2 separate regions of the Mus musculus genome follow, and region 2 is linked to region 1. Evidence: chromatin loops called from intact Hi-C (ENCODE). Cell type or tissue: heart. All regions are shown on one strand. Links, peaks and the distances in the headings refer to the core of each region. The heading gives the core; the rest is flanking DNA. Region 1 holds the start of Gm41040 (a long non-coding RNA gene). Region 2 holds the start of Ccnb1 (cyclin B1).

Region 1 (14,939 bases), core at 5,431-9,430:
CCAGCTGAATGACCATGCGCTGACAGGAAAAGGGCCATGTCCCTCAGCGCTGTCCTGGCTGGTGGGAGATATTCCCCTTTCCTCACATCAGTGGGCTTATGGGTAATACCTTCCTAGACACTGGAAAACATTTTTGTCTCTGACTAAAAGGATGTTTTACTCTTGAATAAACCACTTTCCTCCCCTCGGGGCAGCCAATTAATTCTGAAATTTTAGCAATCCACAACTCTCTTTGGCAATGCAGACTGTAGCAGACATCTTCCCAAAACTCACAGGAAAAGAAAGGGACAAGGACTGAGATGCCCTTAGTCAGCATGAGAAGAAAGGAGATGTCACATGTAAGCTAAAACCTCTTCCCTGCTGGTCTAGTAGTTGAGATTCAGCACTCTCTCAAGTGTAAATTAAAGATGTGTTACTTTGGGCAGGGGAGGCCAGGAAGGTGGCTGAGCAGACTAAAGGCCCTTGCCTGATAACTCAGGTCAAAACAAGATATGGTTGCTCACATCTGTAATCTCACCACTCCAGAGAGATAGAAGGGAAACATAGGAGAGTTGCCTGAAAGCTCATAGACCAGCTAGCATGGAATATGGAGAACAGCAGCAGAAACCAGAAAGGCCCTGTCCAACATGGATGACAAGTGCTCACATAACTTACTCCCAAAAGTTGTTCTCTGACATCCACATATGCACACATATGCCTGGCACACATGTGCCTGAACTCTGTCCCCCTCACACTCCCTGCCCTCTCTCTCTCTCTCACACACACACACATACACACACACACACACACACACACACACACACACACACACACATATATGTTTGAAAAAGGGAAATGAAAAATTTAGGTCTTTTCTGGTTAGTGGGAGATGAAAACTTATTAAATACAGAGCTGGAGAGATGGCTCAAAGGTTAGAGCACTTGCTACTCTTGCCGAAGAGCTTGGTTCAGTTCTCAGCTCCCCCCATTCCAACTTAAAATCACCTATAACTCCACTTGCCGGTAATCCGATGCCTTCTCTCACCTCCTCCTGCACCAACCATGCATGCATTGCCCATACAACCATGCAGGCACACACACACAAGTTTGTGTGTGTGTGTGTGTGTGTGTGTCTATAAAATAAAATAAATACTTTTAAAAGCTATTAAATATAAGATGCAAGACATAAAGGTTTAGAAACAATATGGGTAGTAGTGGTAAGTGCAAACAAGAATGAGAGGGAAAAGAGAAAAGAAGAGGATTCAATGGGAAAAGACTTGGCTCTCCACCCAATACTGGGGGCTGCCCAATGAGGACAAAGTTCCTGATGGGAGATTTAGTGCCAGAGAAGAACAGGCAAGCTTTGTTGTGGAAGGAGACTGGTTAAACGCAGAAGGACCAGCACCCAAAAATGTGGGGAGACCCAACAGCGCGGCCCTTTATCCTTTCATTCACCTCAAACCTCAGCCAGATTCTGTCATTTGCTAGGCCCAGTCTTTCAGTCTGAATTCTGAAAGGCTGTAGACATCTGTAAACAGCAAATGCACATCTGTAAGCGATACAGATTCTTGGTGTCTTTTTTTTTTTTAAAGATTTATTTATTTATTATATGGAAGTACATTGTAGCTGTCTTCAGACACTCCAGAAGAGGGAGTCAGATCTCGTTACGGATGGTTGTGAGCCACCATGTGGTTGCTGGGATTTGAACTCTGGACCTTCGGAAGAGCAGTCAGGTGCTCTTACCCACTGAGCCATCTCACCAGCCCTCTTGGTGTCTTTTTTACCCACTGTTAGAAGAGCTAGTATTGGCCGAGCATGGTGGCGCTCCCAAGCCCTCTATGGGCAGAGGCAGACAGCTCTCTGTGGGTTTGAGGTCAGCCTAGTCTACATATAGAGTTCCAGGCCAAGAACACATAGTAAGACCTTATCTATAATAATAATAATAATAATAAATCTGAAAATATTCTGGAGCTGAAGAGAAGGCTCAGCAAATAAGAGCTCTTACAGAGAACCCAGGCTTGGTTCCCAGCACCCACCTAGCAGCTCCCAACCATCTGTAACTCCGGATACAGGGATCCAACACCCTCTGCTGAACTCCTTAGGCATCAGGCACACATGTGGTATACAGACATATGTGCAAACACACACACAGACACATAAAGTAAAAATTAATAAATCCTTTTAAATAATTTAAAATAGAAGGTGGAATAATAACCAAGGTTGTCTTCTGGCTCACATCTTCACATTGCTGCACATGCATATGTGTGCTTACACATGTGCTCACACACATACTCACATGCAGAGAGGGAAGTTGGGGGGCGGGGGGTGTACTGGCTGGTTTTGTGTCAACTTGACACAGCTGAAGTTATCACAGAGAAAGGAGCTTCAGTTGAGGAAATGCCTCCATGAGATAAGGCATTTTCTCAATTAGTGATCAAGGAGGAAAGGCCCCTTGTGGGTGGAACCATCTCTGGGCTGGTAGTCTTGGTTCTATAAGAGAGCAGGCTGAGCAAGCCAGCAGAAGCAAGCCAGTAAAGAACATCCCTCCATGGCCTCTGCATCAGCTCCTGCTCCCTGACCTGCTTGAGTTCCAGTCCTGACTTCCTTTGGTGATGAACAGCAGTATGGAAGTGTAAGCCGAATAAACCCTTTCCTCCCCAACTTGTTTCTTGGTCATGATGATTGTGCAGGAATAGAAACCCTGACTAAGACAGGGGGCTAAAACTATCCACATCTTTCTACGGGTTGCTGTTTAACAACACTGGTTGTTTGCTAATTGACATTTTATTGATATATTGTTCACTCCACATCATTCTGTCATATACACACAATTATTTAGACATTCTCCCTTTGATGGATAATTAGCTTGTTTCTAATTTTTCTCCTTCACAGATACTACTACAACACCCGTCTTTGTGTTTCCCTGTGAGCATACATAAACCAGCCTTCCTCAGCCAGTGGAGGCCTAGAAAGAGAACTGTTGGATTCTACGTTGTGCTTACTTTCAGTTTTACAAAATATTATTAAATTGCTTTCCAGAGTGGCTGCGCCAGTTCACCTTTCACCCACCCACCCGACCATTCCGAGACCTTCTGCCGCTTCCGTGACTGTGATGCTCTATCTTATTGAGTTCACTTTTCCACATTCCCAGGTTGAGCATCTTCTCATAGACACTTTCCATCCACAGCTCGGCCATCTATACCTTCGCCTGTCTCTCCCTCCCCCGCTGCTTTCATATTGATTTGTAGGAGTTCATTATTTATTCTGGGAACTAGTCAGTTGTTTGAGACAGGTCCGCAGAGGGATGAAGAAACAGCTCAGCAAGACTTGTCACCGAGATGGACAACATGAGTTCGATCCCCAACATTCACATGAAGAAGAAAACCAACTCCCTGGCCTACACATACACACACACACACACACACACACACACACACACACAAATGGAAAACTGTATCCAAAAAAGGAGAGACGCATAAGCAGAATTTTTCCAACTGTGTTTTGTTTTTTCTTTTATTTGTTTTTGTTTCTGTTTTCCAAGCTTGACATAAGCTAGAGTCGTTTTGGAAGAGGGAATCTTAATTGAGAAAGTGCCTCTGTAGGTCTGGCCTATAGGCAAGTCTGTGGAGTATTGTCCTGATTAATGGCTGATGTGTGAGGGTTGAGGGGGTGCATCCCCTAGGCAGGTGGTCCTTGAGTTGTATAAGCAAGCGGTTGGAGAAAGCCAATAAGCAGCATCCCTCAAGGGCCTCTGCTTCAGTTCCTGCCTCCAGGTTCCGGCCTTGAGTTCCTGTTCTGTCATCCTGCAGGGATGGAATCTGACCTGAGAGCTATAATTTGTAACAAATCCTTTCACCCAAAGTTGCTTTGGTCATGTGTTTATCATAGCAATAGAAGCCCTAACTGAGCACCAACTTTTAGATATCAGTAGAGCTCTTTTAAGTATAGCATTGGGTGATAGAGGAATTCTTGGGAGAAAAAGAGGGTTTCACTTGATTTCTGACCTAGCAAATGTAGTTATGGCCTGAGGACACCTAGCTCCAGGGAGAAGCTCTTGCTAAGCGTGTGTGAGGTGCTGAGGACATTTTACATGGATAAAAAGTATTAAATATCTTTTATCTTTGATCCGTTTTCTATACTTTGTACAAAAAGCCTACTCAGTTCCTGGAGTGTCCAAGATCTTTCGTCATATAATTCATTCAAATTTAAGACAGCAGAACCTTTTCCTTCAGAATTTTAAACTTTTATATCGGTCAACATCCCCCTCCCACCTTCAAGGGACAAGACAAACGAAACATGCAAGATGGGAAATTTTGAAGAGGCTCTATTTAAAGGGCGTGAGCGGTAAAAAGAAATTGTGGCAGTGTGTCTGTCATTACCCACAACGGGTCAAGAGGGCTCTTTGTGGACCAAAGACACAGACAGGGTAGATTAGGCAAGCAGCCGAGACAAGAGCAATGCCTGCTGGGAGATGTGGGCAGTCCGTCAGCAAGGACTGCTGGGGGAAACAGCAGCCTGCGGCAAGCTCACGACTAAAACCATCCCTAGCCTAAAGAAGTAACATCAGATCCTATCCGTGTTCAGTCTAAGCAGGTCATTTCATGAAGCTATGAAGCACTAAGCAGATATTTTTCTTTCTTCCTTCATGTAAGTTTTTTTTGTTTGTTTGCTTGCTTGATTGCTTGTTTTGTTTTGTTTCTTTTTTATTTTTCCGAGACAGGGTTTCTCTGTGTAGCCCTGGCTGTCCTGAACTGACTCTATAAAAACAGGCTGGCCTCGAACCCCGAAATCCGACTGCCTCTGCCTCTGGAGTGCCGGAATTAAAGGTGTGCTTCAACCACACCCAGTTTCTGCATGTAAATTTTAATCTATGCTTCGCTAAATCAAGAGTGTTGGGGTTTGGTCTAATGCTTGTAGTAGGGTAATTGAGTTCCCAAAACTGCACGAGAATCCACCTGTGTCCTCATGTAAGACGCTGGGGGTCTTGCCCCTAGTTGGTTTTGATTGGTAAATAAAGTTGCCTGTGGTCAATGACTGGGCAGAGAGACAGAGGCAGGACTTTTAGGATTCCCCGGCAAGGGACAGAGGCAGAAGGAAAGAGAGAGCCGCCATGCCATGCCGGGAAAAGAGTAAAGATCAGCCTGAGAGGTGCAGAGCAGAGAGCATAGCCATCACGGAGGAGTCGGGGAGCGTGGCCCAGGAGTATGCAGGTCTGGATTGGGGAAGCAAAGATGGAGTAGAGGTTTTAGTAAGTGATGAGTCAGGATTATCAGAAAGTACATCGGCCATGTGAAGATTTGGAAGTGATACAGCCACTGAGCTGTTTAAGGCATATTAAAATATAAGGGTGTGTGTGTCTGTCTGTCTGTCTGTGTCTTTCATCCCGGAACCCAGAACATTAATTAGGGCAGGTAGTGAGTAATGCGCCGCCACCTCTGCGCATTTGAGTAGGGATTAATTGGCTGCTACTACACAAGAGCTCCACTCCAAACCTTACAAAACCTACACTACAATCCTCCAGTCCAGAAAAAACAAACAAACATTTAATAAACATCTGGACTCCTGAATAAACACACAATTCCTTGTAAACCTAGGTGGTCTGCTAAAACCTTCTAAATGATAAGCATGTCTTAAAGGACCGTTTGAGAAAGGTAAAGCAGAAAGGGGTAGGTTGATGACAGCTTGGGTACATAGGCCATCAAGCCTCACCTAGCCTTAGCTTGCAGCTGTGCCAGGGAGGAAGACCACTGGAGAGCACATTGCTGCACAAGCCATCAGACAGAAGACCTCAAAGTTCAAACTGGGGGAGAAACAAAAAGCAGCAGGACTCGTATCCATGGAAAGCTCCTGGTTGTGGCAAGTGGTGTTCCAGTTACAAACAGAAGCCACCCAGTGCTGCTTGTTATCCCAAAAGAACCTCAAGACAGCTGAGGGTAACAGGACACACCTGGGATACAGCACCGGGAGGGAGATGCAGGAGGATCGGGAATTCAAAACCAGCCTGGGCTACATGAAACACAATCTCAAAATAAAATAAATCTCCTAGAAACTAGGGAAAAGAATAGCAATGCAATCTTCAGACAGGCTATCCACAAATCACCTCAAACACAGAAAGAACAAAGGGAGTTTAGAATCACAGATAAGGCATATCACGATTGGAAGAACTGACAGCACACTCCTTCTTTAAATTTTGTTTCATGTGTGTGGATGTTCTGCCTGCCTGCATGTATGTATGCCTGTGTACCACATGTGTGCTTGGTATCCACAGAGGCCAGAAGAGGGCATCAGATCCCCTGGAACTATAGTAACAGATAGTTGTGAGCCACCACGTAGGTCCAGGGGATTGAATCCAGGTTCTCTGGAAGAGCAGTCAGCATTCTCAACCATTAGACCATCTCTCTAGCCCTATATCACTTTTCCTTCCTTAGCCAGCCAAACTACCAAGTCAGAAAAAGCCATCCACCCTCGACGTAAGCATTTAAACTCAGCATTTGATAGACATGCTCATCCAAGAGAGAGAAAAGGGGCCCAGCTGATCACAAAGATTGACGCTAGTTACGAGTGAGCACAAGCCCAGAGCATTAGTAGTGCAGGACTCTGTCTTCAGCTTTGAGCCGTTCACTGAGTAACAGCTGAGTATACAGCTGGCTTATTTATGCACTTTTTGACGGCTAAGGACGGGAGCCAAGATATGGGTGGGAGATTGAAGATCCAGGGACCCCAACATCAAGCCAAACTTCACAAAACTTTGCATTGAAATTAACATGAAAGCATAACATTTAAACGTTTTCACACATAAAAGCATAGTTATTAAGAAGAAATGATCAAGCCTCCAATTGAACTCAGTGGGGTTAAATTCTTGCTTTTATTTTTTTTTTCCCTCTTGCCAAAATCTACCATCTGTACAACAGATGAATTTTCTTAGAGGAAAAAAAAGTATATAAATTTATAAGAATAAAGAGTACTAAAGAAGAAGCAAGCAGAAGAAGAAGAGACGTGAGCAACTCTGAAACCCAGAAAATACCTAATAACTAAGTTGACAAAGCCCGTCTCCAGAAACAAAGCCTAAAAACAGGAAGTGGAATGATAGGCTAACTCATGCCCGGGGATCCCAGTGGGTTCTCCCCACACACTGCAGAAGAAATGCTGAGGCAGCGTGAACAGTGGATATGCTTGGTCAGCACTCAGCAGCACCCCTGGTAGGACCTAGACTAGGTTCTTCCTGAGTACTGCAGAAGAGAGAACTGAAGCAGAGAGAACTGCAGTGTAGGTGGACGTCGTGTAGCAGTATGATCGTCCTGCCTTGCCCATGGTTTTGCCTTTAGAAGTCTCGGTTCCCTGCCACTAATCATGGTCCAACAATATGAAAATGACATACTCTAGGGATAAAGAACGTATACGTTTTTAATTGCACGCTGTTTTCACTAGCATGCCCTATCCTGCTCTAGACTGTCCAAGAAGCAACTTATCCCTGGTAGCCATACTACCTAGTCACCTGCCACCCCTAGTCACTCAATATCCAGCTAGGTCTCAGATCAACGTGTTGAGGATTGATCCTAATGCTTTGAGTTAATCCGGCCCTCTAAAGCGGGAATCTGCGTGTCCAACTGCTGAAGGTTCTTGTCCCCAATTGGCTTTTGATCGATCAATAGAGAGCCAACGGCCAATGACTAGGCAGGTAGACTGAGGTGGGACCTTTGGATTTGTGTGGACTAGGAACAGGAGAAAGGAAAGAGAGGGAGAATCACAATGACTTGGAGGAGAAGGGTGGAACATAAGAGCTGCAGGAGAGAAAGCCAACCAGCCACGCACGTAAGAATTCAGGTGAGGGGTCACTGGCCACTTCCCCATTGGGCCCTGGGTAGCAGAGGAAGGTTTAGGAATCTCAGGAGTGCCGAAGGGGAGCGTTTGCTAGCAGGGGAAGGTTCAGGAGTGCCCACCCTTTGAGCTAGCCATGGCATATCATAAATTAACTGACATGTGTGGGTGTGTCTTTCATTCGAGACTCCAAAGAGATCCTGTGGGTGGGTGGCTGGGAGCCCAACCTACTGGGAACCAAAGCAGTGTGGCTTAAACGCACTGCTACATCAACTGTCATTCATACGTAGGAGGGAAGAGTGAAGTGTTTCCAACACACCTGGACACTTGCCTGACAATATCATCTTCGCTTTTATTCCCGTTCAGTACTCAAAAGAGAATCACATCCATACTGTTGTCAGTTCTGCAAGCGACATAGACTAACCAGGCCACAGTACGGTCTCCAAATCCAGAGTGACCCCCTCAAAATGACATCACTTATCAAAATACCTGTGCTCCCCATTCTGAATCATTTCAGGCCACAGGTAACAGCACTGTGTGTCTGCCTCTACTCATGGGCCAAGTCTATGTAATTTCTCTCACAATTTTTGTCTCTGTCAGTTGCTTACACTGACCCTTCAGAAGCTAGAGGGGAAATCTCCTACTGCTCCCGCAGGTGAAAAGACAGAAGTTCTCGACATAAGATGGAAAGTTGGATTTTGGTAGAAGTGAATATTTTTTTTCTGTGAAATTGTGGACATGAATTGTATTTTATTTTTGCTGTCACAAGTCAAACAGCAAAAGTTACAGACCTGGTGTGTGATAAAAATGCTTGGTTAAGACTTTTAAAAAAAAAGTGGCACTAAGGAAACGGCTCAGTGTATAAACTGATTGCTTGCACAAACATGAGAACCTGAGTTCAGAACTCACACTCATGTAGAAGCTAGACACAACAGCTGGTGCCTGCCACCCCAGCACGGGGACGTGGGAACAGGTTGATGCCTGGGACTACTGGCCACCAGTCAAACTGAAAATGTGAGCTCCAGGCTCAATGAGTGACTCTGTCTCAAAAACTCAAAAACAGAGAGTGATAGAGGAAAATGCCTGACACAGACCTCTGGTCTCTGCACATGCAGGTACACACCCATGCATATGCGCGTGCTGTGGTGGCCTGAATAGGGTTGGACCCCATAGACTCATGAGTTGGAATGCTTGGCCCACAGGGAATGGGATTATTAGGAGGTGTGGCCTGTGGAGGAAGTGTGTCACTGTGAAGATGGGCATGGGGGTCTATGTCTAAGCTCCACCCAGTGTGGAATCAGACTCTCCTCCTGGCTGCCTGCAGAAGACAATCTCCTTCTGCCTGCCCTCAGATCAAGATGGAGAACTCTCAGCTCTTCCAGCACCATGTCTGCCTGCATGCTGCCATGCTTCCTGCCATGATAGTAAAAAAAACCGAACCTCTGAAACTAAGAGTTGACTGGGTCATGATGTCTCTTGACAGCAATGAAACCCTAACTAAGACACAATACAAATACCACAAACAAACAAAGAAGACAAAAGAGGGTTAAATTTGTGTGAATAAAATAAATACATATATGTGTGTGTGTATATATATGTGTGTGTATACATGAGTGTACATACATATATATTATACACACATATATATGGCCTGGTGATATCTGCCCTTTCAGGAATCCATTGAGAATCTTGGAATAGACTCTGGAGCAAGAGAAATTTCTGCTGAGTAGGGTTCTTTCTGTTCACCCAAGGTTCAAACAGAATTAGGCAACTATTAATCAAGTGTGTAATAAATCCAGTGGAAGAAAGACAGCATTTTCAACAATTGGTGCTGGCACAACTGGTTGTTATCATGTAGAAGAATGCGAATCGATCCATACTTATCTCCTTGTACTAAGGTCAAATCTAAGTGGATCAAGGAACTTCACATAAAACCAGAGACACTGAAACTTATAGAGGAGAAAGTGGGGAAAAGCCTTGAAGATATGGGTACAGGGGAAAGATTCCTGAACAGAACAGCAATGGCTTGCTCTGTAAGATCGAGAATTGACAAATGGGACCTAATGAAACTCCAAAGTTTCTGCAAGGCAAAAGACACCGTCAATAGGACAAAAAGACCACCAACAGATTGGGAAAGGATCTTTACCTATCCTAAATCAGATAGGGGACTAATATCCAACATATATAAAGAACTCAAGAAGGTGGACTTCAGAAAATCAAATAACCCCATTAAAAAATGGGGCTCAGAACTGAACAAAGAATTCTCACCTGAGGAATACCGAATGGCAGAGAAGCACCTGAAAAAATGCTCAACATCCTTAATCATCAGGGAAATGCAAATCAAAACAACCCTGAGATTCCACCTCACACCAGTCAGAATGGCTAAGATCAAAAATTCAGGTGACAGCAGATGCTGGCGTGGATGTGGAGAAAGAGGAACACTCCTCCATTGTTGGTGGGATTGCAGGCTTGTACAACCACTCTGGAGATCAGTCTGGCTGTTCCTCAGAAAACTGGATATAGTACTACCGGAGGATCCAGCAATACCTCTCCTGGGCATATATCCAGAAGATGCCCCAACTGGTAAGAAGGACACATGCTCCACTATGTTCATAGCAGCCTTATTTATAATAGCCAGAAGCTGGAAGGAACCCAGATGCCCCTCAACAGAGGAATGGATACAGAAGATGTGGTACATCTACACAATGGAGTACTACTCAGCTATTAAAAAGAATGAATTTATGAAATTCCTGGCCAAATGGATGGACCTGGAGGGCATCATCCTGAGTGAGGTAACACATTCACAAAGGAACTCACACAATATGTACTCACTGATAAGTGGATATTAGCCCAAAACCTAAGATACCCAAGATATAAGATACAATTTCCTAAACACATGAAACTCAAGAAAAATGAAGACTGAAGTGTGAACACTATGTCCCTCCTTAGAAGTGGGAGCAAAACACCCTTGGAAGGAGTTACAGAGACAAAGTTTGGAGCTGAGATAAAAGGATGGACCATGTAGACACTACCATATCCGGGGATCCATCCCATAATCAGCTTCCAAATGCTGACACCATTGCATACACTAGCAAGATTATGCTGAAAGGACCCTGATATAGCTGTCTCTTGTCAGAGTATGCCTGGGCCTAGCAAGCATAGAAGTGGATGCTCACAGTCGGCTATTGGATGGATCACATGGCCTCCAATGAAGGAGCTAGAGAAAGTACCAAAGAAGCTAAAGGGATCTGCAACACTATAGGTGGAACAACATTATGAACTAACCAGTACCCCGGAGCTCTTGACTCTAGCTGCATATGCATCAAAAGATGGCCTAGTCGGCCATCACTGGAAAGAGAGGCCCATTGGACACGCAAACTTTATATGCCCCAGTACAGGGGAACGCCAGGGCCATAAAAGGGGAGTGGGTGGGTAGGGGAGAGGGGGTGGGTGGCTATGGGGGACTTTTGGTATAGCATTGCAAATGTAAATGAGCGAAATACCTAATAAAAAATGGAAAAAAAAAAAAAAAAAAAAAAAAAAAAAAAAAAGTGTGTAATAAAAGTGACTTGGGAGCTGGATGTGGTCATGTACACCTGCAATCCCAGCTTCCTGAAAGGCGAATGCAGGCAGTTTCAAGTTCAAAACCTGTTTGAATTATAGAGCAAGCTCATGTACTTAGTAAGACCCTGTCTCAAGTAAAAATTGAAAATGAAAAGGTAAGCTGAGGAGATAGCTTAGTCAGTATAGTGCCTGACTACCGAGCGTGAGGACAAGAGGCTAATTCCCAGAGCCCACATGAGAAATGCTAAGCATGCCTGTTACCTCAACACTGGGGAGCTGAAGACAGGCAGAGCTCTGGGCTCGCTTGCCAGCCAGACTAACCTTAATGAGTTCCAGACAGGTGAGAGACATTTTCTCAAAACAAGTGGATGGCACCTGAGGGACCTGATATCCCTCTGGACTTCACACACAGACACACAGGCACACATATTCTTGTGAACACACACATACACACACCAAACACACACACACACACAGTGGGAAGAGAACTAGGACTTTAACTCAAGATTTGAGGCCCTTGGCTCAACTACAAGGCAAAAAAAGTGACTGAAGAATTAGAGAAAAAATTGACTCTGCTGACCAGTCCCAGCTCCTCTGAAATCCTGTGGTTCTAGATTTTTTTTTTTTATACTTACATCCTGTGTCCAAAGGACCGTAAGTTAATTCTGAGTGTAATTCCCAGGAGTGGACCATAGGTGGCACTGTCATATAAAATGAGTCTGTAAACTGTTCCCACTTTCTAGATTTCACTGAATGTGTCCAGCCCTACAGAACAAGAATATGCCTAATTTTTTTTAACCAGAAGCATAAATCCATAGGCTCCATACACCGGGATATCATAGTCCTACTGACATGAGTCACTTGGCTCCTTATCGTGCGTCTCAGCTCTGGTCTTCTGCCTTACTCATAAGAAATACATAGCACTTCACTTCAGGGTGTTTGGTCAGTCTTGGACCACAAGATAAGTAGAATGGCAAAGCTGTGACCCATTTACATACCAGGAATCCTGCTTAATTGTGAATTATTATTAATAAAGAAAAACAAAACAAACTTTTATTCCCCTACAAGTCTCAAATAAAACTGGGTTTGGCTACCTTTCCCGCAGCTAATAGAGACGTATGCTTCATTCTTTGGAGCAGTGGTTCTCAACCTTTCAAACGCTGTGACCTTTTAATACAGTTCCTCATGTTGTGGTGACCTCCAACCATAAGATTCTTTTGTTGCCAATTCATAACTGTTATTAGTCAAACTGTAAATATCTGGGATACAGATATCTGATGTGTGACCCCTGAGGGGTTGAGAACCACGGCTCATGATTTCATATCTAGTTCTTCTGGACCAAGTTTATCTCTCCTCCAACTATAAGCTTGGCTTTTTCATTTCTCCCACACTCCTTGCCCCTCTGCCCCACCCCCCACCTGAGATCCACAAAATCCATGGAGAATACAGGCTGTCCTCCAAGGGATGTCACCATCAACTACATAGATTATGAAAGCCAGGGTCCTGCATTCAAGTCTCAAATCCAGGAAAACTTCCTAATATTAGGAACCTATAAAATATCAACTACTAGGGGATAGATTTGAACAAAACACGTATGCATGTATGAAAGTTTCAAACAATAAAAATGATTTAAGCCAGGCTAGAGAGATGCCTTAGAGGTTAAAAGCACCGATGCTCTTCCAGAGATCCTGAGTTCAATTCCCAGCAACCACATGGTGGTTCATAGCCATCTAGAATGTGATCTGGTGCCCTCTTCTGGCCTGCAGGCATACATGCAGACAGAACACTGTATATGAATAAATCAATCTTTTAAAATAGATAATACTGAAGCCACATCCACTCATTTCTGGAATAGCTTGCCCCTCTGGATTTTCTTTAAACCCACTAGCTGCTTTTATGGGTTTGTTTTCTGTTACATGCCAACAGTACACGGGGAAGGGGGCGGGAAAGAACAACTGTTTTTTGGTCTTGGATCAGACTAGTTGACTAGCAATACTAGTAAGCTGAAAGGAAAGAGCATCCTAACCTCCCGATCCAACACAGGAAAAACTGTGTTCTTCCTGAGACCAAAGTTGCAACAGGGAAGCCATTTTTTTCCATTTTGGTCAGTTACAAGCATGGCCCTCTAGTAACTGATTCACACTGATTGTTTCATTTGACGTTTGTTTGTTTGTTTGTTTGTTTTATGTCCTCTGTGCTGACTTGATCTAAACTCGTACTTCCCACTATGCTAATCCTTGTTTGTTCCCTTGGCTGACTGGCTGGCTGGCTGGCTGGTTGGTTGGTTGGTTGGGTTCTTCCAAGGCAAGCTCTCCAAATGTAGCCCAGGCTGACCTGATACTTAAAATCCTCCTGCCTCAGCCTCCTGAATTCTGGACTCCATGCCTGTCTCCGTCTGCTTTCATTCGTGTATCACCCTCTTAGACTCAACCTCTCCCTCTTTCTCCAAGAAGACAACATTTAAGGTGGTTAACAAGCACATTTCCGAGGTTTTGTCCACAGAAGAAAGGCTAACACCTGACTAATCAGACCTCCAATTAAAACATCTCTGCAGCTTCAAATACTTTATCCAGAGTTACATAATCTACACAAGCCAACAGCCACCTCAACCCAAATCAGAGAATGGACACTTACAGAGGAATATCCTGCATGTGTATATATAAATATGGACATGTTTACATTTCTTTTCAAAATCATGACACATAATTAATCCCTTTAGTGGCTCATAGAGGTATCGAGGAGCAGTGGTCCTTGTAGTCTATAGGCAAAGTGCAATGCTTGCAGCCAAGGAAGGGAAGGCTTAAACATGGTGGATTCTAACTCAGCATGCACGTACATTCAAGACAAGTACATGGAGGCTGTGAAGAAACTGCATTCTCAGAGAACCTGAAGATGAGGGGAACCAGAGTCTCCGATATGATTCATGGTTCTGAAACACCGATGTGGCCCGGGTATGGCAGTGCATGTCTGTGATCACAACACTTGGAAAGTGAAATAGAAAGATCGGGAATGCAAGGTCACCCTTGGCCACCTAGAAAGTTCAAAAACAGACTGGCTTATATAAGATCTTGATTCATAAGTAAGTGAATGAGTGTGTGTGTGTGTGTGTGTGTGTGTGTGTGTGTGTGTGTGTGTGTCTGGCTTCCTCAAACCAAGATGAGGGAGAAGCTTCTCAAGGTGATATAAACCAACTCAAGGGGAGCTTTAGAGATGGCTCAGTGGTTAAGAGCACTAACTGATCTTCCAGAATTCCTCAGTTTAATTTCAGATTCGGGGAATATAATGCCCACTTCTGTCCTCTGTTAGCACTACACAAATATGGTACAAAGAAATATATGTAGGCAAACTCCCACATACACTAAATAAATCTTTTTTTGACTCAACTCAAAAGCTGGGTATGGGGCTGGCGAGATGGCTCAGTGGTTAAGAGCCCTGACTGACTGCTCTTCCGAAGGTCCTGAGTTCAAATCCCAGCAACCACATGGTGGCTCACAACCACCCGTAATGAGGTCTGCCGCCCTCTTCTGGTGTGTCTGAAGTCAGCTACAGTGTAGTTACATATAATAAATAAATAAATCT
Region 2 (14,939 bases), core at 4,506-8,505, 68 kb after region 1:
TAGCCTGATGCTTTCTAGTCTGAAAGCCTGTCTTGTGCGACTTTGTCCACCTCCCAGGGAATCACACGATTCCAAAGGGCATTGGAGATCTCTTTAACAGCAGACCAAGAGTCAACGTTTGGGCCCAAGGCTTAGAGCCTAGTCAAGGTCCAGATGAACCTTTCGATCTCTGCCTGGACGGCATGGGAAGGCATCAGAGAACACACAGGCCTGAGTGAGAATGGCTATATCTTGGCTGATGATAATTGGCTTGGCCACCCTCAGAAAAAAAAAAGGTGTTTAGTGCATTCTAGAGGTGGCATGAGACATCAAACTCACTGTCTCGGACTGTGTGACAGGCGCTGTACTTGGAAGACAGGAATCTAAGTGTTTCTATGGATGCCTAGAACCCCATCCTGTTCTGCTATGCTAGAAGTAGCAGAAGCCAGCAACCTGTAGGCCTAAGAGCAACTTAGCAAGGCCCAAGAACTTGACACTCCTAAGCACTAGTGGTGTGTCAAGCATAGTTCAACCTTGGACCCTGTGTCCAGGTTTGCATTCACAGTTCTCCTTGGGGACTCCACCACTGGGTCTGTACTCAATCAAGAGCTTAAGCCAGACTCCTAAAGACCCGATTAAGAGCAATGTATAAGGAATCCCAGAGTGTAAAACCTTACGGAGGGAAGAGGGAAGGGATTAGGAAAGTCACAGATGAGCCACCTGAGGAAAAAAAGGGGAAGTCATCCCCAAAGAACAGCAGAGATGTTGTAAACCCACCGCTCCTGTTTCTGAGCCATCTCACCAGCCCCAGCTCCAGATTTCTATATAAAAGTAGGCTAATCAAGCCACGAGGAGCAAGCCAGTAAGCAGCACTCCTCCATAGCCTTGGTATCAGCTCCTGCTTGAATCACTGCATTTCTGTTCTGACTTCCTTCGGGGCTGGACTAAGATGGGAAAGTGTAAATAAACCCTTTCCTCCCCAACTTGCTATTATGGTTAGAAAGGCTAAATGGAAGCCTTTAGAGTTACCTCTGCCAAGGAAAATAGTGGATCAAAAACAGTATTGTAGGGGCTGGTGAGATGGCTCAGTGGGTAAGAGCACCCGACTGCTCTTCCGAAGGTCCGAAGTTCAAATCCCAGCAACCACATGGTGGCTCACAACCACCTGTAATGAGATCTGATGCCCTCTTCTGATGCGTCTGAAGACAGCTACAGTGTACTTACATAAAATAAATAAATAAATAAATCTTTAAAAAAAAACAGTATTGTAGGGTGGGGGAGGGTGGGGGGCTTTTGGGATAACATTGGAAATGTAAATGAAATAAATACCTAATAAAATAAATAAATGAATAAATAACAGTATTGTAAAACAAAACACAGTATTATATTCCCGGAGGAATTGCAGAAATTAGTGCCACCATCAAGAACTCGAAAGCCAGCACTTGGGAGGCAGAGGCAGGCAGATTTCTGAGTTCGAGACCAGCCTGGTTTACAAAGAAGAAGAAGGAGGAAGAAGAAGAAGGAGAAGGAGGAGGAAGAAGGAGGAAGAGGAAGGAGGAAGGAGGAGGAGGAGGAAGGAGGAGGAGGAGGAGGAAGAAGGAGAAGGAGGAGAAAGAGGAAGGAGGAAGAAGAGGAAGGAGGAAGAAGAAGGAGGAAGATACACGGGTCCCTTTAACTTTCCAGTCTGTCCAGTGCAGAAGGCAGATAGATTGTGGAGAATGACTGTTGACTATCAAAAACTAAATCAGGTAGTAACTCTAATTGCAGATACTCTACCAGATGTGGTATCTGTCCTTGCTCAGATTAATGCATTTCCTGATACATGGTATGCAACTATCGATGTAACTGTCTTAGTCAGGGTTTCTATTCCTGCACAAAGCATCATGACGAAGAAGCAAGTTGGGGAGGAAATGTTTTATTCAGCTTACACTTTCCACATTACTGTTCATCACCAAAGGAAGTCAGAACTGGAACTCAAGCAGGTCAGGAAGCAGGAGTGATGCAGAGGCCATGAGGGGTGTTCCTTACTGGCTTGCTTCCCCTGGCTTGCTCATCTTGCTTTCTTACAGAACCCAGGACTACCAGCCCAGGAATAGCATCACCCACAATGGGCCCTTCCCCCTTGATCACTAATTGAGAAAATGCCTTACAGTTGAATCTCATGGAGGCATTTCCTCAACAGAAGCTCCTTTCTCTGTGATAACTCCAGCTGTGTCAAGTTGACACACAAAACCAGCCAGTACAGTAATAAATGTCTTTTTTCTTAGTACCTGTTCATAAGGCCCACGAGACACAATTTGCTTTCAGTGGCAAAGCCAGCAGTATACCTTTACAGTTTTACTTCAATAACAAACTAACTTTCCAGTCCTGTGTCATAACTTAGAAGGAATCTTTTTTTTTAAGATTTTTTCATATTTATTATATGTAAGTACACTGTAGCTATCTTCAGACCCACCCCTCCCCCCAGAAGAGGGAGTCAGATCTTGTTATGGATAGTTGTGAGCCACCATGTGGTTGCTGGGATTTGAACTCAGGACCTTCAGAAGAGCAGTCAGTGCTCTTCACCACCAAGCCATCTCTCCAACCCAGTCAGGAGGAATCTTGATCATCTGTCTTTTCCACAAAATATCACACTGGTGCACTATATTTATGGCATCATGCTAATTGGACCAAATGAGCAGGAGGTAGACGCTGCTTTGGAATACTTGGTAACCCACATCAGAGAATGGGAAATAGATCCAACCAAAATTCAAGGGCCTTCTACCTCAGTGAAGTTCTTACAAGTTCAGTGATGTGGGACGTGTGGGAATGGCCTTCAAAAGTAAAGAGTAAGTTAAGCTATTGTCCTGGCCCCTCCCACCACCAAGGAAGAAACATGACATTTAATGAGCCTGTGTGGATTCTGGGGACTGCACATTCCTCACCAGTTCATACACCAGGTGACTTGGAAAGCTGCAAGCTTTTTGTGGGGCCTGTAACAGGAGAAGGCTCTTCTCCAGGTCCAGGCAGCTGTGCAGGCTATTCTACTTTTTGGTCCACATGATCCAACAGACCTGACGGTACTTGAGGTAGCAGTGGCAGATTGGAGACTTTGGCAGGCCCCAATAAGTGATTCAAGGAAGAGCCTTTGGAACTTTGGAGCAAGGGCCTACCACCCGCAGACAACTATTCTCCTAGTGAAAGACAGCTCTTGCCTGCTGTTGGGCCTTAGTGGAAATTGAACATTTGACAGTGGGCCACTAAATTACCATGTGACCTGAGCTGCCTATCATGAGTTGGGTGTTATTTGACCCACCAAGTCATAAAGTAGGATGTGCACAGTAGCAATTTATTATCAAATGGAAGTGGTATATACATGATTGGGCCTGAGCAGGTCCTGAAGGCACAAGCAAATTACATGAAGAAGTTGCTCAAATGTCTATGGTTTCTACTCCCTTTACATTGCTGTCTGCTGCCAAGGCTGCACCTCTAGCATCACGAGATGTTCCCTATGATCTGTTGACCAGGGAAGATAAGTCTAGGGCCTGGTTTACTGATGAGTCTGCATGTTATTCTGGCACCACCCACAGTGGACAGCTGCAGAATTATAACTCCTTTCCAGGACAATACTGAAAGATGGTGGGGAAGAGAAATCTTCACAATGGCCAGAACTTCAGGCAGTGCACATGGTCATACATTTTGTTTGGGAGAAGAAATGGCCTGATGTGTAAATTGTTCACTGGTGCATGGGCTGTAGCCAATGCATTGGCTAGATGGTCAGAGACTTGGAAAGAGCATGATTAGAAAATTTGTGGAAAAGACATCTGGGGAAGAAGTATGTGAATAGATCTCTTCAAATGGACAAAGGATGTGAAGATATTTGTGTCTCATGTAAATGCTTATCAAAAGGTGGTTGCAGGGACTGGAGAGATGGCTCAGCTATTAAGAGCACTGGCTACTTGATCTTCCATAGGTCCTGAGTTCATTTCCCAGCAACCACAAGGTGGCTCACAACCATGTGTAATGGGATCCGATGCCCTCTCCTGGTGTGTCTGAAGACAGAGACAGTGTACTCACATAAAATAAATAAATCTTAAAAAAACAAACAAACAAAAAACGGTGGCTTCAGCTGAAGATGAGTTAAGTGGACAGCCAGCCTCTTTTCCCCAGCCATCCCTGCCATCGCCCAGTGGGGACATGAACACAGTGGCCATAGTGGCAGAGATAGGGGTTAGAACTTGACAACATGGACTTCCACTCACTGAGGCTGACCTGGCTACAGCTGCTGCTGAGTGTCAGATCGGCCAACAGCAGAGACCAACACAGAGCCCCAGATAGTCCACCACTCCCCCAGAGTGACCAGCCTGTCACCTGGACCATGTCCCCCATGAAAACGACACTGCTTTGTCCTTACTGGAATAGATCCTTATTCTGGTTGTGGATTTGCCTTCCCTGTACGTAATGCTTCTGCCAAAACCACCATCCGTGGACTCACAGATGCCTTATACTCTGTATTCCACAGCTGACAGGGGGTGGTTCTTTTCTGCCGTATAGATTCAGATTGGCTGGCATAGCAGCAAGCTTCTTTACACCCCTCCCCCACCAGCCATCTCACTGGCCTAACCAAAGAAGCTTTCAAAAAGTCAGTTGACAAGTCAAGTATGGTGGCAATCACCATTAAAGCTAACACTCAGGAGGCAGAGGCAGGAGGATCTCTGCAAATTTGATGCGAGCCGCCTGGTCTACATAGTTACAGGACAGCCAGGGACACTTGGAGAGCCTGTCTGAAGCAAATAAGCAAACAAACAAATAAATGCCTGGTGACAGAAACAGAGAGCAGTCTGTTATGGCAGCAGCATAACTAAGGCTCATAACTCACTGGAAGCACCATCTTACAAAAGATTTACTGTTTCTTGGAGAAACAGAGACCAAGAGGGTATTGCAGGATTTATCACACTGTGAACCCCAAGATTGTATTATTTACTTAGGGGAAAAAAAAACTTTTCTAGTTGTAGTATGGCTCAGCCCTTAGTACACACCTTTAATCCCTTTGGATGAAATACATCCATGCACAGTAGTTAGTACACACCTTTAATCCCAAACACTGAAGGTAAATGTAGTTGGTAGAAGGAAGCACTTGTGTTTGAAAGTGATGTCTAATTGAGTGGCAGACAAAGTGATGAATCAGAGAAAGATTTGACAGAATAGGATGTGCCCAACTCTCAGGAGAAGAGAGAGGAAAGGAAATCTACATGAGGAGCAGCGAAGAGGGAGAGGAGGCGGTTTTACCAGGAATGTTTTACAGAGACAGATTGAAGAGAAAACAAGCTTACACAGGTGAGGGTATGATGGACGAGCCAGAGAACGAGAATGATCCAGAAGATCAGAGTAAATTGCTAAGAGTTAGTTTGAAGCTAGGCAGAGCAATTCAGAGGCCGAAGCAGAAGGCAGATTGAATCAGTCAGTTTTGGAGAGGAGTTTGAGCCAGAACAGCTGTGTTGAACCAGCCCGAGTTCGGTAAGAACCAGAAAGTGTGAGTTTACTCAGCAGTAAGTCTCAGAGGCTGGAAACCTTCTCTGTTGAATTCAAGGTCAGCCTGGTCTACAAAGAAAGTTATAGACCAGCCACAGCTACACAGTGAGGCCCTGTCTCCAAAAGCTAGAGCAAACTATTGAACAGATATAAGCCATTTTCAAAAATACATAGGTGGTGAGTGAGCATATTTTAAAATGCTTAATAGGTATTAATACCATTAAAGAGCTGCACAGTAAAATGCGAGCTGCTTAAGGATGAGAAGGGCTGTGAAGCACTGTCTTCTGGGTAGGGCAGAGAGATGCAATCGTGACCTCACATAGCTGTAGCTGCTTGTAAGAAGCCTATCAAACTGTCAGTCATTGATGAGGGAGGGCCATATAAGACCCTAGCCTTCTTTTTTTTTTTTTTTTTTTTTTTGGTTTTTTGAGACAGGGTTTCTCTGTGTAGCCCTGCCTGTCCTGGAACTCACTTTGTAGACCAGGCTGGCCTTGAACTCAGAAATACGCCTGCCTCTGCCTCCCAAGTGCTGGGATTAAAGGCGTGCGCCACTTTTCTTTTTTCCTTTCTTTCTTTCTTTCTTTCTTTCTTTCTTTCTTTCTTTCTTTCTTTCAAAGATAGGATCTGACTACATAGACCTAGCTGATTTGAAATTCCAATCTGCCTTCAAATTCTTAGAGATATGCCATCCCTGCCTCCCCAGTACTGGGATTAAAGGTGTGCACCACCACACCTGGTTTAAACTCAGTAGGACTTTAAAGACAAAGCAAAGAAATTGACAACCACGATAAACAACGTCAAGGATGTAAAGACTTTGCTGGAGGAGGGAGGTGGTTAAGGTGGGAAGGAGAGCAAAGAGGATGAGAGGGTACAATCATCAGTGTGCTTTATTCCTGTATGAAGCTGACAAAGAACAAACAAAACCTTTTTTTTTTAATCCCTTCTTGAAAGGTTAAACTGGCTGGAGTCCATCCCAGTAATAAGTGTTTTCTGCCAACGAAATAAAAGCCAATTCTAGCCAAATTAAGAGTTAAAAAAAAAAAAAAGGCCAGGTTTATTTGGGGTCACCTCTCTGGTGGATTCACCAGTCCCAAGGAACAGTGTGTGTGTGTGTGTGTGTGTGTGTGTGTGTGTGTGTGTGTGTGAGTGTAGTACAGGCAGGCAGGGAGAGAGAGGGAGGGAAGGGAGAGAGGGGGAGGGAGGGGAAGGGTAGGTGTAGGGAAGAGAGGTAGAGAGAGGGGGAAGGGAAGAGGGAGGAGAGAGGTGGGTTGGGGAGAAACAGGGAGAAGACAGAGAGACAGACAGAGACAGAGGAGAGAGAGAGAGAGAGAGAATGAAAATGTCTGGATTAATAGAGAAGAACCTAAATTCAGGCAGAGGTTGGGGTATGGCAGCCATGCCTTGTAACAAGTAGGGACGGAAGGATACTGGGAGAACCTAAAGGCCAGGTCTGCTTTGATGCCTTTCTTTGATAGGTTAAATATGCACCTTAACCACTTGTCTCTGATCTGAAACCCAACTCCCAGCACCAAACAAAAGAAAATGAAACCGAGGAAAGCAAAGTCAAAGTACTACAGCACAGACACGAAAAGTGAAAACTTTAACAGCAGATGACAAGGGTGTGAAATGACAAGAACTCGTGTTTGCTGCATGGACGTGGAAAATGTTATGCACGGAGCCATGTATACTAATCCTAGCACTCAGGAGGCAGAGGCAGGAGGAGGATTGCAGTACGCTTACAGCATAGTCTACACAACAAGCTCCAGGAACAGCCAGAGCTGTTTAAAAAGAAAGGGGCAGTCAGCTAGTTGGCTCAGTGGGAAAAGGAACCTAGCGCCAAGCATAACAACCTTAGTTTGATCCACTGCAACCGAAGGACCCCACACAGGTACCCAGGGAGACCATTGGCATTTAATGGCTGCAAGGAGAGAGGGAGTTGGTTTTGTTGTTGGTGGTGGTGGTGGTAGTGTTGGTGGTGGTGGTAGTGTTGGTAGTGGTGGTAGTGTTGGTGGTGGTGGTAGTGGTGGTGGTGGTAGTGGTGGTGGTGGTGGTGGTGGTGGTGGTAGTGTTGGTGGTGGTGGTGGTAGTGGTGGTGGTGGTGGTGGTGTTGGTGGTGGTGGTGGTGGTGGTAGTGTTGGTGGTGGTGGTGGTAGTGTTGGTGGTGGTGGTGGTGGTGGTAGTGGTTGGGTTTTGTTGCTGTTTTAGCAGTGCAGTCACTGAAAAGTTGCTGATGCTTTGGTAAATAACACGCTACCCATACTACGCAATCTACCCTGATTCAACTCAGACAGACAGGAAAGTAGGAGCAAGACTCGGTGGGAGGAAGAATTGTCTCAACAGAAGAGGGATGGGGGCCGGGCGGTGGTGGCGCACGCCTTTAATCCCAGCACTTGGGAGGCAGAGGCAGGTGGATTTCTGAGTTTGAGGCCAGCCTGGTCTACAGAGTGAGTTCCAGGACAGCCAGGGTTACACGGAGAAACCCTGTCTCGAAAAACAACAACAAAAAAAGAATAAAAACTAAAACAAACAGTAAACTCAAGTGGGATTTTTGTTTCAAATGAACTTACTGTTAAGAAGGCTAGCCTGATTCCATGACAGGCTTCAAATTGGCAGTTAAAGGAGACTAGGCCTAAATCTCTGTTTCCAAGAACTGAGCAATTCCAGACAAGCCCAGGCCTCAGAAGTTGCCCTGCCACCTACCTGACCTGAGGCAAGGACAACGGATTGGATCGGCAACAGTTTCCAGACTTCCCCCAACAAGTTCCAGCCTCCACAGCCCAGTAAGCCAAACCCAACAGATTAACATAAAGGTCGCTTACCCTAGAATCCTCTAATGTGCTTTAAATCAGGTCTGCAAACTCACTTGGTTGTCTCTCTAGCTTGGTAATGGGAGACCCCAGCATGCTGGACTCGTGCAGAATAAAACACTCCTTTCATTGTTTATGTACTATTTGAGTCCAGGGTATAATTCTTTGGCGAATCATGGACCCTTACAATGTGTAGGTCCATAGTCTACCTCAACGGTCCCTGGATCTTTTCTTTCATTTTCTTCTCTTTTATTTTTTTTTTCTTTGAGAAAAGGCCTTATAAGAGCCCTTGACCTTGCTATGTGCAGAGGACACTTTTAGCTTATCTCAGTATATTACTCCTGCTGACCTTTAGTTATTCATCCTATCTCAGACCCTCAGAGGTCCCTTGAGGGATGATCGGGTTACAGGAGCCCGTGATGAAATGCTGGTAGGCCCAATCTGATGCTGGTTTTGTATAGGTCCTGATAGCTGCAGTGAGTTCATGAGTGTCATTTTGCACCACACCTGTTGTGTGACAAAACACACATCTGCTCACCCCAGATAGGGAGTTCAAGACAGACCAAAAAGTATGGATACCACCAAAATCCAACTTGGTGAAATGAACCATTGAGTTTTATTGTAGTTACTCACAGGAGCAGAAATGACTCAAAGACAACTGCATCAGCAAGGCCCACCCCAGCTCAGGTGACAAGCTTTCAAAAGCTGGGAAACCTGAAGCACACTGCTTCAAGCGAGTGTGATAAGACCTTGTCTCAAATAAAACAAGCCAGACTTACATACACACAGGGTCGGGGGATGAGCAGGGAATCCTGGGATATAGTATTTGCTTACTACATATCTTAATTTGTAAAGCAATGATTACTACAGGGCTAGGGATACAGCTCCATTGGTAGTGCTTGTCCACTATGCTTGAAATCCCGGGTTCAGTCTCCGGTGTGACATAAATCCCGTGTAAAGATGTATATGTAAGAGCCGGGCGTGGTGGCGCACGCCTTTAATCCCAGCACTCGGGAGGCAGAGGCAGGCGGATTTCTGAGTTCGAGGCCAGCCTGGTCTACAGAGCGAGTTCCAGGACAGCCAGGGCTACACAGAGAAACCCTGTCTCGAAAAACCAAAAAAAAAAAAAAAAAAAAAAAAAGATGTATATGTAACCTCAACAATGAGGAGGCAGGGGAGGGAGAGCAGGAGATTTAAGGTCACTCTCAGTTACACATGAAGTTCAACAACCTGTGATGCATTTTATAAAACCAAGAATATGTTTTAGAGAGCACAGGATGGTGTGGTGGGAGGGGGTGCCCTCAGTGGGCCCGTACTGAGGCTTCCACTCCTCACCCCAGGTACCAGCCATATGACGGGTCTACCATAGAACAGCTTACTTGGGGGCATGGGAAAGGAAGGTGAGAAGTGAATAGAGACAGAGAAAGAGAAGGGACGAGAAGGGGGGGTGGGAGAGAGAAAGAGAGAGAGGAGAAAAGATGGGGGGAGGGAGAAGGAGAAAAAGAAGAAAAGAAGCTGGCCAGGAACCTGTGAAGAGAGGGAGAAGGGAGAGAGGGAGAAAAGGGACAGAGAGAGAAAAGAGGGCAGAGTCAGAGAGAGAGGGAGAGGCCAAACAGTCCTTTTTATAGCAAGCCAGGCCTACCTGGCTGTTGCTAGGTAACTGTTGGGCGGAGCATAGAAGGAATGCCAACAACCTGTGCTACAAGAGATCCTGGTCAATAAATAAATCCGCGTTAGTGTTACTGAAAATTAATGTGGAAAATTTCACTGAAGTTAATAAGCCTTAATAAGGAGTTTGACATAGAAAGATAGAGAGTTGCAATAGAGATCTTTGTTAAATAAGATTTTACAAAACTATATTTTTGGAGTAATCTTAAACTTAGAGCAAAATTAAGCATAAGGCACATTTTCTTTTATCACTGGGGCAGTCGCTATTGGGGAGCTTGGTATGTTAATCTATTTGCTTATAATAACCATTTACAGCTGGGCGGTGGTGGCACACGCCTTTAATCCCAGCACTTGGGAGGCAGAGGCAGGTGGATTTCTGAGTTCGAGGCCAGCCTGGTATACAGAGTGAGTTTCAGGACAGCCAGGCCTATACAGAGAAACCCTGTCTCGAAAAAACAAAAAGCAAAAACAAAACAAAAAACATTTACTATGTGTATGTGTGCTAAAACTTCATGCTATCAACCTCAAAATCCATCCCAGATAGCTGTTGGAACAGTCATATTAAAGACCGTCTCTGCAACAAAGCTTTCGGGAACTCTTAAGATAGTATTGGCACTTCTATAGAAGAGGATGAGAAACAATAAATAGGACAACAGCAAAACTGATATGCGTACTCCCCACAGTCATTTTCCTAAAGTCCAACGGAGTCGCCTGGGCTAGCTTGGACAGCACACAAGTGAGCACTGCACGCCATGCCTACCTAAGGCAGGTGGCAGCAATGCGACTTGTGCGCAGGCATAGAGCCTGACCTCGCGAGGGGTGGGCGGTGCTGCCAGCGGCAGCCTCGCTCTGGCCCCGCCCCCGCCCCACCCCCGCCGAACTTGGGATCGCGGGATCGCCCAGGAAACGCATTCTACGGGAACCCGCGGCGCCAATGGGAAGAGAGCGAGTGCCACGAACTGGCCAATGAGGAGCGAGCGGCCCGGGGTTTAAACCTAAGCCCGGCAGACTCCTCCCGGCGTGCTGCGGAGGAACGGCTGTTAGTGTTTAGCTGTGGATAGCCAGAGGTTAGGGTGTCTTCTCGAATCGGGGAACCTCTGATTTTGGAGGAGCCATGGCGCTCAGGGTCACTAGGGTGAGTCGGGCCAGGCGCTGCGGTGATCGCGGCGGGAGAAGACCGCGGGATCCCGGAGCGGGAGGGGGATCCGGGAGGGCTCCGGCGAGGCCGGGGAGCTGAGGACCCACCTTATGGAGGGTGAAAAAGACCTCTGGACCTATCTGGGCTGCAGGACTTGTGGGGAGTGGGTGCTGTGCTCTTAATGGTGAAGGCCCAGGGTGAATTCTTCGCCTTCCCGGAGAGCTGTCTACGACGGAGGCTTTTATGGCATCCTTTCCGATGTAAATTCACCATGTTTAGGGTGGCTTAGGACTTAAGGGGAAACTGGATTAAAGGTGAAAGATTTGGGTGGAAACTTGCTTGTCACGGCTGGAGGCTAGATCCTACCACCCTTGCTTTCCTTAGTTAGGTCCCGCCTTAATTAACCCGTGACTTCCTCGGGGCTGCCTGCTTGCTGCCGTGGACCCTTTTCAAGTTGTTCTTTTACTTCTTTCAGAACACGAAAATTAACGCAGAAAATAAGGCCAAGGTCAGTATGGCAGGCGCCAAGCGTGTGCCTGTGACAGTTACTGCTGCTTCCAAGCCCGGGCTGAGACCGAGAACTGCTCTTGGAGACATTGGTAATAAAGTCAGCGAAGAGCTACAGGCAAGAGTGCCTCTGAAAAGGGTAACTATCGCCCTGAAAAGGGTACCGATCTCCCTAGCCCAATTAACCTGAAAAGGCCCATCTTCTAGCTGTCACCCTTGGGAAAACATTCTGTTCTCTCCCTTTCATCCACAGGAAGCAAAAACGCTAGGTACTGGAAAAGGTACTGTTAAAGCCCTACCAAAACCTGTAGAGAAGGTGCCTGTGTGTGAACCAGAGGTGGAACTTGCTGAGCCTGAGCCTGAACCTGAACTTGAACATGTTAGAGAAGAGAAGCTTTCTCCTGAACCTATTTTGGTAAACTTGCATTTTTTAAAAGTTTGTTTCTTCTCTCTGACTTCATTTCACGTTGATGCACATGACAGCATTTAAATATATTACTTATTATTGAGTGGCTAGCAAAAACATTTTACATGCATTAACGACTCTGGGGTGAGTATTAGCACCCTGCGTCAAATGGTGGCAGATAAATATGGTGGGGCTTTTTGTTTTATGTAGACACCAGAGTCTCACTCACTATGTACTCCTGGCTGGCCTGGGACACGGATGTGGGCATAAATCATTTTCTTTTCTGTGTCTCTGTAGCTCATGCTGTCCTTGAACTTGAGATTTCCACCTCCAATGCTGGGATGGTATATTCAAAAACTATTTTTAAAAAGATTTCAGGCAGAGAAATGAGATTAATTAATAAAATAAGGTGCTTGGTAGAATCCCAGTATTCTGTCTGGCCAGAGGCAGGTGGGGCTCTGAGTCTCTGTAACAAGGTCCAGTCTAGCCAGAGCTACATATAGTGAAACTCCGTATTTGAAAACAAAAAAAGATGATAATGATGGAATGATGGGTTAGCATTTAAGCCTAAAAATGAAGTTTGCCTGAGTTTGTAGCCTGTTAGATTGTGTTCAGCATATTAGGAGGCCCTGGGTTCAGTCCTTGAGTATTAAAATGCAAAAGAGAAAAATGCAACAACAAAAAAAGCATACACGTCGAAGGCACCAGATTTTACTACTAGGTGTGATGATTGGTGCATGTTTGTGATTTGAGCACTTCTGCTAAGGCAGGAAGATTGCAAGTTTAAGGCTAGCCTGGGCTCTCTGTAATCAGGGGCTTGGATACACCTGAATAAAGATTGCTGGCTTAGCATTCTTTTGAATCAAGTTCACGTGGGGCTGAGCTGATGGATAAATGACTTTATTATCTGTTCCTTTGACTTGCTTTACCTACTAGTATTGAGAGTACTTTTTTGTGTGTCTGTGCCCAATTGTGTGTATGTTAGGCCTGAAGAGACAGAGTTCTTTGGAGCTGGAGCCGGCGTTGCAGGCGTTTGTGAGCCACCCAGTGTGGTCGCTAGGATCTGAATTCTGTCCCTCCTGGAGATCGAGGGCTCTTTAATTGCTGAGCCGTCTCTCCAGCTCCCATCTTCTCTTTTGTATTTTGTGTGTGAGGACACAGTTAGAGAGGTTGGAAGACAACTTTTGAGTCAGTTCTTCCACCTTGCGGGTTCTAGGGATTGAACTCAGTTGTTAGGCTTGGCAACAGGCACCCTTACCAGGCTTGCCAGCCTAGTTTTTCCTACTTTTAAACTGCCTTAATCTAAATCGGAGTTTCTTTTTTTATGAGACCAGATCTTGCTGCCTTGTAGTTTGCTATGGAGACCAGGCTGGCTTCATCTCACAGAGATCTGCCTCCCAGGGGCTGGGATTAAAGGCCTGGATCACCATGCCTGGCTCTGTTTGTTAGTTTTTGCTGTTTATGTGTACGATTTGTTTTTCATGAGTGGGATGTGGGTTTGCACATGAGCGCAGGGCCCAAGGAGGCTGGAAGAGGACGTCAGATAGCCTGGAGCTAAGGTTGAGTCCTGGTTCCTGAAGAGAAACTGGATTCCAGCCCTTGGCAAAAGCAGCAGATGTTCCTTTACAGCTATAACTATCACTCCAGCCTAGTGTTAATCATTTCCCAAGAAGAAATTGGGGGAAAGAGTCTGAAATGCTTTCCCTTTATTAGTGAAATGAGTTACATTTATTGAGCATGCTGTACTGAATTGCGGATACAGATACTGGCTTTCCTTCCCTTAATGTAGCCTGTTTCACGGAGCCTCTCTTTTTTAAGGTTGATAATCCCTCTCCAAGCCCGATGGAAACATCTGGATGTGCGCCTGCAGAAGAGTATCTGTGTCAGGCTTTCTCTGATGTAATCCTTGCAGTGAGTGACGTAGACGCAGATGATGGGGCTGACCCAAACCTCTGTAGTGAATATGTGAAAGATATCTATGCTTATCTCCGACAACTGGAGGTCAGTATTGTCATTGCAGTCTGCCTTCTCTCACTGCAGCTTCCTGGATCAATATTCCTGGTCCTGGACTTAAAGGTGGTGCAATATACACTTGGTTTATTTTTTTGTGTTTTTCATATATATATACATAGATCAGTTAGCCTGGAACTCACAGAATGCTGGGATTAAAGTGATGTGACACCAACTCAACTATCAAAGATTTTTATCAACAGCACACGACATTTTTTTTAAACAACAAATAGCACTCTATTTGTTAGAATCAGAAACACTATTGTTTTGAAACACTAAAAAATAAAGTCATTAACCCCATGAAGTGGACTTGCCACTTTGAATATAAAATTTCTATATAGGGAGATAACCTTCCTAAAATAGGCATGTCACAAATGTGAAAGTCTTATCCTTGTGGGTCTAAGATGGGGATAGATGGCTAAAGGACGGTGGCTGTCCCACACCAGGCATTCTTTGTCAGTGTGCATGTACTTGTCAGAACGATGGAAGTTGGTTTCATCACCTTCGCCTACTTGGAAAGCTTTCTATTAATGGAACTTGCCCTTTTCTCTTTCTAAACAAGGCATTCTATAGCTAAATGTAGATTTATCAGGTTTAAACCCTCCCTGTCCCCCCAGTACTAGGGACAGAATACAGGACCTTGTGCATGCTAAGCAAGCACTTTACCACCGAACTATATCCTAGCTTTGTCTTCTCAGGTTGTCATTGGTTTTTTTGCTGTTGGGTTTTTATCTCTTTTGTAATAGTGTTTTCAAGCCTTGTGTGGGTGGGCACATGAGGGGTTCAAAGGACAGCTTTGAAGAGTTGGTTCCCTTGAAGAATGGCAGCAGCACATGCCTTTAATCCCTGCACTGAGGAGGCTAAGGGAGGCAGACCTCTGAGCTAGAGGCCAGCCAGGTCTACAAAGTGAGTT

What was found. Peaks named below come from ENCODE experiments on the same cell type or tissue, not always from the same donor. Only the 100,000 strongest peaks of a DNase experiment are listed, where the experiment ranks them.
Region 2: it touches region 1 in a loop (5-fold over the local background); 1 of 42 quality-filtered maps calls a loop at or near these places.

Annotation. Positions count from the first base shown.
Region 1 is chr13:100,851,484-100,866,422 of GRCm38, reverse strand. Gm41040 (a long non-coding RNA gene) reads left to right here and starts at 2,572. Exons shown (of 2, transcript XR_873869.1): 1 at 2,572-2,610; 2 at 2,871-3,021. In heart, for the core only: no CTCF peak of the experiment used is centred there; a DNase peak (open chromatin) is centred at 7,112.
Region 2 is chr13:100,782,543-100,797,481 of GRCm38, reverse strand. It overlaps Ccnb1 (cyclin B1), which reads left to right and starts at 10,996. Exons shown (of 9, transcript NM_172301.3): 1 at 10,996-11,100; 2 at 11,579-11,749; 3 at 11,864-12,025; 4 at 13,835-14,017. The coding sequence starts at 11,080. In heart, for the core only: no CTCF peak of the experiment used is centred there; no DNase peak of the experiment used is centred there.